3 separate regions of the Mus musculus genome follow, and regions 1 and 3 are each linked to region 2. A link is a loop called in an ENCODE intact Hi-C map of the cell type or tissue named here. Cell type or tissue: heart. All regions are shown on one strand.

Region 1 (2,500 bases), 94 kb before region 2:
TCTCTTCGGCTCAGGTTTCCCACCACACCCACACACCCACCCACCCACCCACCCACCCGGACAAGCGTCTCCCTTCCGCTCACAGGATCCAACGAGTCACGGTGCATGCTTCTCGCATTAGGGCCTGGGAGCCGCCATGTTGGCAAAGAGGGCGGGCCAATCACATGACAATAACTGACCAATTAGAGACATTACCTACAGTGGGCGACCAGGGTCAAGACTCTTCTAGGGAAGGAAGTGCGCAGGCTACACTACACCAGTGATTCTTAATAATACAACTCTTCTACAAGGGAGTTTCACTAGTTTAATTCAGGGCAAAAAGCGGAGGCACTCTGCACCTTTAGATGTCTTCTGTGTGCACCTTGTAGGTTAACTCAGGCTCTAGAATAGTATTCACTGTCTTTGAATCTCAGTCCCACCACGTACTCTGGGCAAGTTAATTAAAATGTAAGGCTCCTATTTCCCTTACCTGTTAAATAGGAATCTTAGCTGTCAAGGGCAAAGATTAAATAACCGAATGCCTGGGAAGTGTGCAAAGGAGCCACTCAGACTGAGTGTTGGCCTAATGTATGCATCAGGAAAATATGGAGATCCGGGATGTGAGAGTTATCTTAGCTTGCCTTGCTATATGTTATCTGTTAATTGGGGGTAGAGGGCACTCTTAATCCAGGTTGTCCTGGAGTTATATAGCCCAGGGCAGATTAGAGTTTCCTGCCTCAGTCTCTCATATGGTGAGATTTCAGGCATTTCTACCAGGCCCAACGGTACTTATTTTGTTTCAAAATTTTATTTTTTTGTTATTTTTGTGTATGTGTGCAGTTGTGTGTAAGTCCTCAAAGAGCAAAAAGGTGATAGTTTCTAGAACTGTAGCCATCTGACATGACTGCTGGGAACTGAACTCTATTCAACAAGAGCAGTACACACTCTTAATTTTTTTGAGACAGGGTTTCTCTGTGTAGCCCTGGCTGTCCTGGAACTCACTCTGTAGACCAGGCTGGCCTCGAACTCAGAAATCCTGCCTCTGCCTTCCAAGTGCTGGGATTAAAGGTGTGTGCCACCATTGCCCGGCCAGTAGACACTCTTAATCCAGTCCGCACTCTTCTGTTCTTGACTCTGCTACCCATCCAAAAAGTAGTCAGGCCTCTCTAACATTAGTTATAAGACGTATAATTATCTGAGTTAGTGCAAAATGCTAACAGAACTTCACATCGCATAAGCATCCTGAGTTTTCACTTTATTAACCTCTTGAACCTAAGTTTAAATCTTCGTATTCACTTTCCTGTGATCTTGATAGTTTACTCAGCTCAGCTCCATGAAACCTCATTTCCACAAAGAGCCTAAACTGTTCCTGGAACAACAGTTGTTCTCATTTTACAAGAAACTGAAGCTCCAAGATACAGAGCAACCTGTCCCGCAGTCACTCAACTTAGCCCGTCTACAGAACCGAGACCCGGGAGGAAAGAGGAGCTGGTGAGAACCGAAGCGCTCGAAGCGCGGCTAAGCTTGCCTAAGGGGCGGGGCCGAGGCAGTTTTCCTCCCTGCCGGCAGCGCCGTGCGCTTCCTCGGCGCTCGGCTGGGGCGGCCTGGCCCACAATGAATGGCCGCCGCGGCTACCACTGCTGCTGAGGCGGAGGCCGCGGAGGCCGCAGAGGCGGAGGCCGAGGCCGAGGCGCAGGGAGGCGCGCCCCGGGCCCAGGCCCGGCCCCAGCTGCCGCTGCGGAGCCCGCCGGGAGGCCCCGGAGCGCGGCCACAGCGCAGGTGAGATGGCCCGCCCCAGGCCCAATTCCGGCCTCCTCCCGCCCGGGGCGGCCCGAGGACATCAGAGGTTCCGGCGGAGGGCCGAGAGGCGAGGCCTCCGGGCGCCCTGCTGCGAACCAGAAGCCGAGCCCGCGGCGCTGACAGCGGCGGGAGGGCAAGAGTGAGATGGCCGAATCTCAGCTGGCGGCCTACAGCGTCCAGCCCGCGGGCCCGGCCCGCAGGGCTTGAAGGCCGCTCGGGGGAGGCGCGGGTCGCGGGATCCTTGAAGTCTCAGGGCCGGAGGGGGTAATCGCGTGGAGCCGGCAGGCGAGGCTGGAGGGGGGAGGGGAGGCCTCGGGCTGGCGGGGGGTGGGAGGGCGGAGGGCTGCGCCGCCCGAGGGAAAAGGCCTGGAGGGGTGCGGGAGGGCCGGAGCTTGCAGGTAGAGGGCGCTGGGGAAGGGGGTGGGCGGGTCAGGTTACAGGCCTTGGGGGGAGGTGAGGAAAAGCCCGGGAAGTTAGACTTGGGGGGGGGTGGGCGGAGCTTGCTCGAGTGGGGGCGGATTGGAGAGAGCCCTAAGATATTTGCAGGGGGTCGCACGAGGTCAGAGACTAGAGATGTGCGGGTAAACTCCGACGGGAGGGCATCAGGTAAGGCTGGGCGTGTTGGGAGTTTGCAGGCGGCCCAGGGCCTATGGTTTAGGATGTGGGGAGCAGGTTAGGAAAACCTGGTGTGAGCTAAGGGATCTGCCCCCCCCACACACAC
Region 2 (2,500 bases):
GGGTGATATGACCAGAGCAACTGGGTGACTGGGAGGGCTGTTTGGCTTCGGTAATGGTCCTGATGTCTCCGAATTGGCCTCTAGGTGCCGCTATCTTACAGGCTATAAGCAGTGGGATCTAGACCTAAGGATGTCTTACTGGCAACTGGGAGGGTTTTTTTGTTTTGTTTTGTTTTTGTTTTTGTTTTTCGAGACAGGGTTTCTCTGTGTAGCCCTGACTGTCCTGGAACTAACTCTGTAGACCAGGCTGGCCTCGAATTCAGAAATCCACCTGCCTCTGCCTCCCAAGTGCCGGGATTAAAGGCATGTGCCACCACTGTCCTCGCGCAACTGGGAGTTTTAACCAACTTCACTTGCTCTACTGGGAAGCAGGCAGCTCCTCTCAAACTGAACCTAAACGGACATTGTCTTAAGCTGTCCTGACCCTCCCATCTGAAGGTCCCAGAAGTGCCAGCCTTGCAGGAGGAATGGGAAAATGGTCACATCTGTTCTGGGGTTTCCAGAGCCTTATGTGAGTGCTTGCCTCCTGGTGTTGGGTGTCAGTTTCCTGCTATGTGGAGTGAGTCCCATGCAGGGCGAATTTTCTCCCCCCATTTCTCTTGGGTCAGCCAGGGGCTCTGGTGGGAGAGGACGGGTAGACAGGACCTCTCTCCAGAGCTCTCTGCTGGCTGCTACTCCGACCTTTGTCCAGCTCTTTCCTCCCAGAGCCCTTGAGCCCTCACCCTCTTGGACAATCCAGTCTAACCCTTTGAGACAATTCTCCTGTGCTCTGATCAAGTTTCTCAGTGGGAGACAGCTCATCTGAGGTGCTTGGCACACATTCTCTGTGGGTGTTTTGTTGATGTTTTGTTTTTTTGTCTTTGTTTTATTTTGTTTTGGGGGTAGGAGACCAACCCAGGGCCTCACACAAGCCAAGCCAGGACTCTGCCGCTAGGCCACACCCCCAGTCCAGTTATTATTATTTCCATTGTCATTGGGGGGTGTGTGGGGACAATCCACACCATCACTGACGCTGGGCATCGATGAGTAGCTTTTTGTTTCTGGTCCCCTGGGAGGATCTCCTATGGTCTCCTTAGTCTCCTGAGGGTTCCCAAGTCAGGGGTCACTGGCTCATGGCCAAGGACAAGGTTTGGGAGGGGACTCTGGGGACTCTTAGATTTACCTAAAAAGGGATAATTACAATGTAGTCTGAAAGCTCAGGTACTCCTCTCTCCCCACTTTCCTTATTTGCATTGCCTGGGGCTGGTGGAGGGCTGCTTATTCCAGAGACTAGCCTAAGGTCTTGAAAGTGCTATCCCCACCATGGCCAGCAGGGGGCAGTGGACCACAATTCGTGGTCCGGTTGGATCAGGAATTCAGTTCTATTTGTCTTTAAAGGCATGAGCTCTCAATGTAGTGAACTGGTAACACTATTCACAATTCACCAGCCACCAGGCAGAGAGGCACACTGCTCTGCCTTGGCCCTATGTCCCAGCTTTGGACATACCTCTCTCCCCTCTTCACTGAAACCTTAAAAACTGTTTTCGTACCCCCAAATTACCACCCAGAAAAACTTCACCCTCACTCCTGTCTCAGGCTGTGCCTCTGATGTTCTCCCTCTATGCTACCAGCTGGCCACTGTGCCTGCCAGCAACTGTTGCCTCCCACTAGTGCAGCCCCGAGTCACCCAGAGAGAAGCTGGCAGGAGACTTACCCCAAACTCGGTGACGAGGATGTCTGTGATGCTGCCCAGAACAGTCACAAAGTCGAAGATGTTCCAGGCATCGCGGAAATAATTCTAGAATAGGGACCCACAAGACAAAGATGCCAACAGAGGGCTCTATGCCCTCATCTCGCAAGGCCAGAAAGGGGCGTATTAGGACATGGTAACTGTGTGGGTCAGGTTTCCTCTCAAACCTTCATCTTTGATGGCTTGCCCCAGAGGAGATTCAGGGACCTGCCCCTGCTCTGCTGGGCCCATCTTTTGAGCATTCCTCAAAGTTCCCCAAGCCCCCAGGATATCACTAAATTCCTCACAGAAGAGGCTGGGGGTGATGACTGAGGGACACTGTAATGTTGGTTTGCAATGGTTTGTCTGCATGTCTGTGTGAGGGTGTCAGATGCCCTGGAGCTGGAGTTACAAACGGCTGTGAGCCACCGTGTGGATCCTCTGGAAGAACAGCCAGTGCTCTCTTAGCTGCTGAGCCATCTCTCCAGCTCAAGACATTGTAATGTGAACAGGCTCTCCTGCTGTGGACAGCAGCAAACCGCAGCAAAGGTGCAGGTAGAGTCAGTATTTGAAACCAGGCTCAGGGGAGCCCAGAGTCTGCTTGCAAGACCCCCCTATGTTTAATGCCACTGTCTAAGTGGGCAGCCTCTGAGTTCAGATCTCATGTCTACTATCAGAGCTGTGTGGCTGTGGGTAAAGGACTTAACCTCTCTGTGCCTCTATTTCCTGGTATTGGTGAGAAGGGCAAGAGAGGACATTGCACCAGGGGCTTCAAGGCTGCTGAAGGGGCTG
Region 3 (2,500 bases), 230 kb after region 2:
GAGAGAGACCTTTCTTTAAAAACTAAAACAAAACAAAACAAAACAAAACAAAACAAAACAAAACAAAACCAGAGTGGAGGTCTCCTGAGAAATTATGCTTGTGATTGACCTCTGACCTCCACATGCATGCTCACGTGTGTATACACGCCTGCACGCACAAACATGTATAGACCCACGAACAAAAGGAAATGTTTGCCACCCAGAGCTGGATGCTATCGCTGTCTCAACTTTACAGACAAGGAAACCAGACCATAGAGAGGACGAGGTTTTCCGCTCTCAGGGTCAGCCGCGTAGACCCTGATAGACCTGGGATTCAAACTCTGTCCACATGCCAGGCGAGAGTCCAGCCACTAAGACAGCCACAATCCCTTGCAATTGATCTTGGAAGTTTTTCCTTTATTATTATTGTGTATGTGAGTGCTCTCACACCTGAGCCACAGCATGCAGAGAGGGTTCAGACGGTAATGTGGAACCGTGTCGCTCCTGGCACATTTACACAGGTTCCAGGAATTGAATTCAGGTCTCCAAACTTGTGCATAAAGCCCAGCTAGCCTGCCTGCAACTGATCTTTACCAGATTCATTTCGCATTTAAAAAGAACTGGTTTGTGTGAGGACTGGTATGGTGAGAAATGACGTCTTGAGGGCTCTGCGACCAGTGTCTCAGAACACTGCTCCCTAAAGCTGGGAAGCGAAAGGCCAGGAGACACAACCTGGGATCTGCGTTTTCGGCTTCTGAGGCCTGGTACCTGCTCAGCTCGTGGACCACAGCGCCTCCTGGTGGTCTGCCACAGAACCTTCAAGCGGGAACCCGGCGGTTCTAAACCACTGGTCCGCAAACGCAGTTCCTAAAAGGTTCTAAAGGATGCATTTTTCAACACGGGGAGCCAGACAAACACACACAGTTCCGCTGTTTGAGGTAAAATTATCGCCAAATGTTCCCGGGAGTAAGGAAATGGTGTCTCATAAAAACACTAAGGGGGATGATGCTGAGGAGACAGCTCACACAGTAAAGCGCTTGTTACACAAGCTTAGGACCTGAGAACCAATGTAAAATTCCAGCAGTGGCAGGCAGTGTGTGCTGGGGCTAAACCAACAAGGCTCATAGTTAAGAGCGCTCCCTGCGGGCTGGAGAGAAGGCTCTGGCGGTTGAGAACACTAACTGCTCTTCCGGAGGTCCTGAGTTCAATTCCCAGCAACCACGTGGTGGCTCACAACCATCTGTAATGGGATCTGATGCCTCTTCTGGAGTGTCTGAAGACAGCCACAGTGTTCTCATATAAATAAAATAAATAAATCTTTAATTTAATTTAATAAATCTTTAATTTAAGTCTCTCAGACTTAAATTTTAAAAAGCCCCCCTCTGGGAAGTGAGGCAGAGCTCACCGCAAGGTCTGCTGGTGACCTCCTTGGGCACCTGGGGAAGGTCACCAAGGTTGTCCTCTGGCTCAGCACACACCTGCATGCAAACATACACATATCTGCAGTCATATGCATCTCCACACACTGACCGTGAATGTCCAGGTAAGTACTCATAAAACTCCTAAAGTCTGGACTGCTGAGATGAGCCCCGAAGGCTACATGCTGAAGCCCGTGCTGGTGTTCGGGAGTGATGGATGGGACCAGTGAGGGGTGGGGTCTAGTGAAGAAACTGAAGTCACAGGGGATTGACCCCCAACAGGGATTTAGAACCCCGATCCCTCTCTCCTCCCAGAATACCTCTCAGTGAGTTCTGCCTCACCATATGCAACACACCATGACGTGCCTCATCACAAATACAGCCCAGAAACTGAAGCTGGTGAGCATGGACTGCAGCCTTGGAAGCTGTGAGTCTGCAGCACAGGTTAGTAATAACATCACCTGAAAACAGCTAAAAGAAAGGATTTCAGCTATTCGCTCCCTGCGGTATGTCTAAAGTGATAGTTATCATAGCTCACCGGCTTCTCCCTCATTTCTCAGTGAGCTCAGGTGGATTCAGGCTCCCATGCACATGTGGATCTGGTGGCCATCACAGGCTTCACTAGACAGAGAGTGAGTCAGCAACAGTGGAGCTTTCTGGAGGGTCTGGGGATGGAGCCTCAGGCTGCAAGGATGCTAGGCCAGCACCCCACCACTCCTATCCCCAGCCCATCCATGCAAGTTTAAGAAAAAAGTGGGGGCGGGGGAGAGAGAGATCTGGAAAGATGGCTCAGTGATTAGGACCACTGGTTGTTCTTCCAGAGGACCTGGGGCTAAAGTCACAGATGGTTATGAGCTGCCATTGTGGTTGCTGGGAACTTCTGGGGTTTGAATAAGCATGGCACACAGACATGCATATAAAATAAATACTTTTAAACGTTAAAAGAATTAATTCCTATATCCTTGAAGAGCTTACAGATATGGTTTCAAGATTCTATTTCTTCTATAGTTTCCTGTAAGAGTAAGAAATTATTGAGCTGGTGGAGTGTGGTGGGCTGTGTATATAATGCCAGCATTCCAGGGGCTGAGGTAAGAGGATCTAAG

The links. Peaks named below come from ENCODE experiments on the same cell type or tissue, not always from the same donor. Only the 100,000 strongest peaks of a DNase experiment are listed, where the experiment ranks them.
Region 1: a loop joins it to region 2, with 2.5 times the contacts of the local background. A loop is called at or near these places in 2 of 42 quality-filtered maps.
Region 3: it touches region 2 in a loop (11-fold over the local background); 3 of 42 quality-filtered maps call a loop at or near these places.

What each region holds. Positions count from the first base shown.
Region 1 is chr8:84,686,933-84,689,432 of GRCm38, reverse strand. It overlaps Nacc1 (nucleus accumbens associated 1, BEN and BTB (POZ) domain containing), which reads left to right and starts at 1,571. Exons shown (of 6, transcript NM_025788.3): 1 at 1,571-1,758. Trmt1 (tRNA methyltransferase 1) reads right to left here and starts at 186. Exons shown (of 17, transcript NM_001164559.1): 1 at 84-186. In heart, a CTCF peak has its summit at 1,538; DNase peaks (open chromatin) are centred at 172, 1,532 and 2,372; H3K4me3 peaks cover 2,500 bases; H3K27ac peaks cover 2,230 bases.
Region 2 is chr8:84,593,414-84,595,913 of GRCm38, reverse strand. Cacna1a (calcium channel, voltage-dependent, P/Q type, alpha 1A subunit) reads right to left here. Exons shown (of 47, transcript NM_007578.3): 31 at 1,694-1,777. Among named protein-coding and RNA genes, the nearest start is that of Gm32854, 5.9 kb to the right of the region's middle. In heart, CTCF peaks have their summits at 78 (motif pointing right) and 1,307 (motif pointing right); a DNase peak (open chromatin) is centred at 63; H3K27ac peaks cover 451 bases.
Region 3 is chr8:84,362,186-84,364,685 of GRCm38, reverse strand. It overlaps a transcript of Cacna1a not described here. Among named protein-coding and RNA genes, the nearest start is that of Gm23626, 17 kb to the left of the region's middle. In heart, no CTCF peak of the experiment used is centred here; no DNase peak of the experiment used is centred here; H3K27me3 peaks cover 1,582 bases.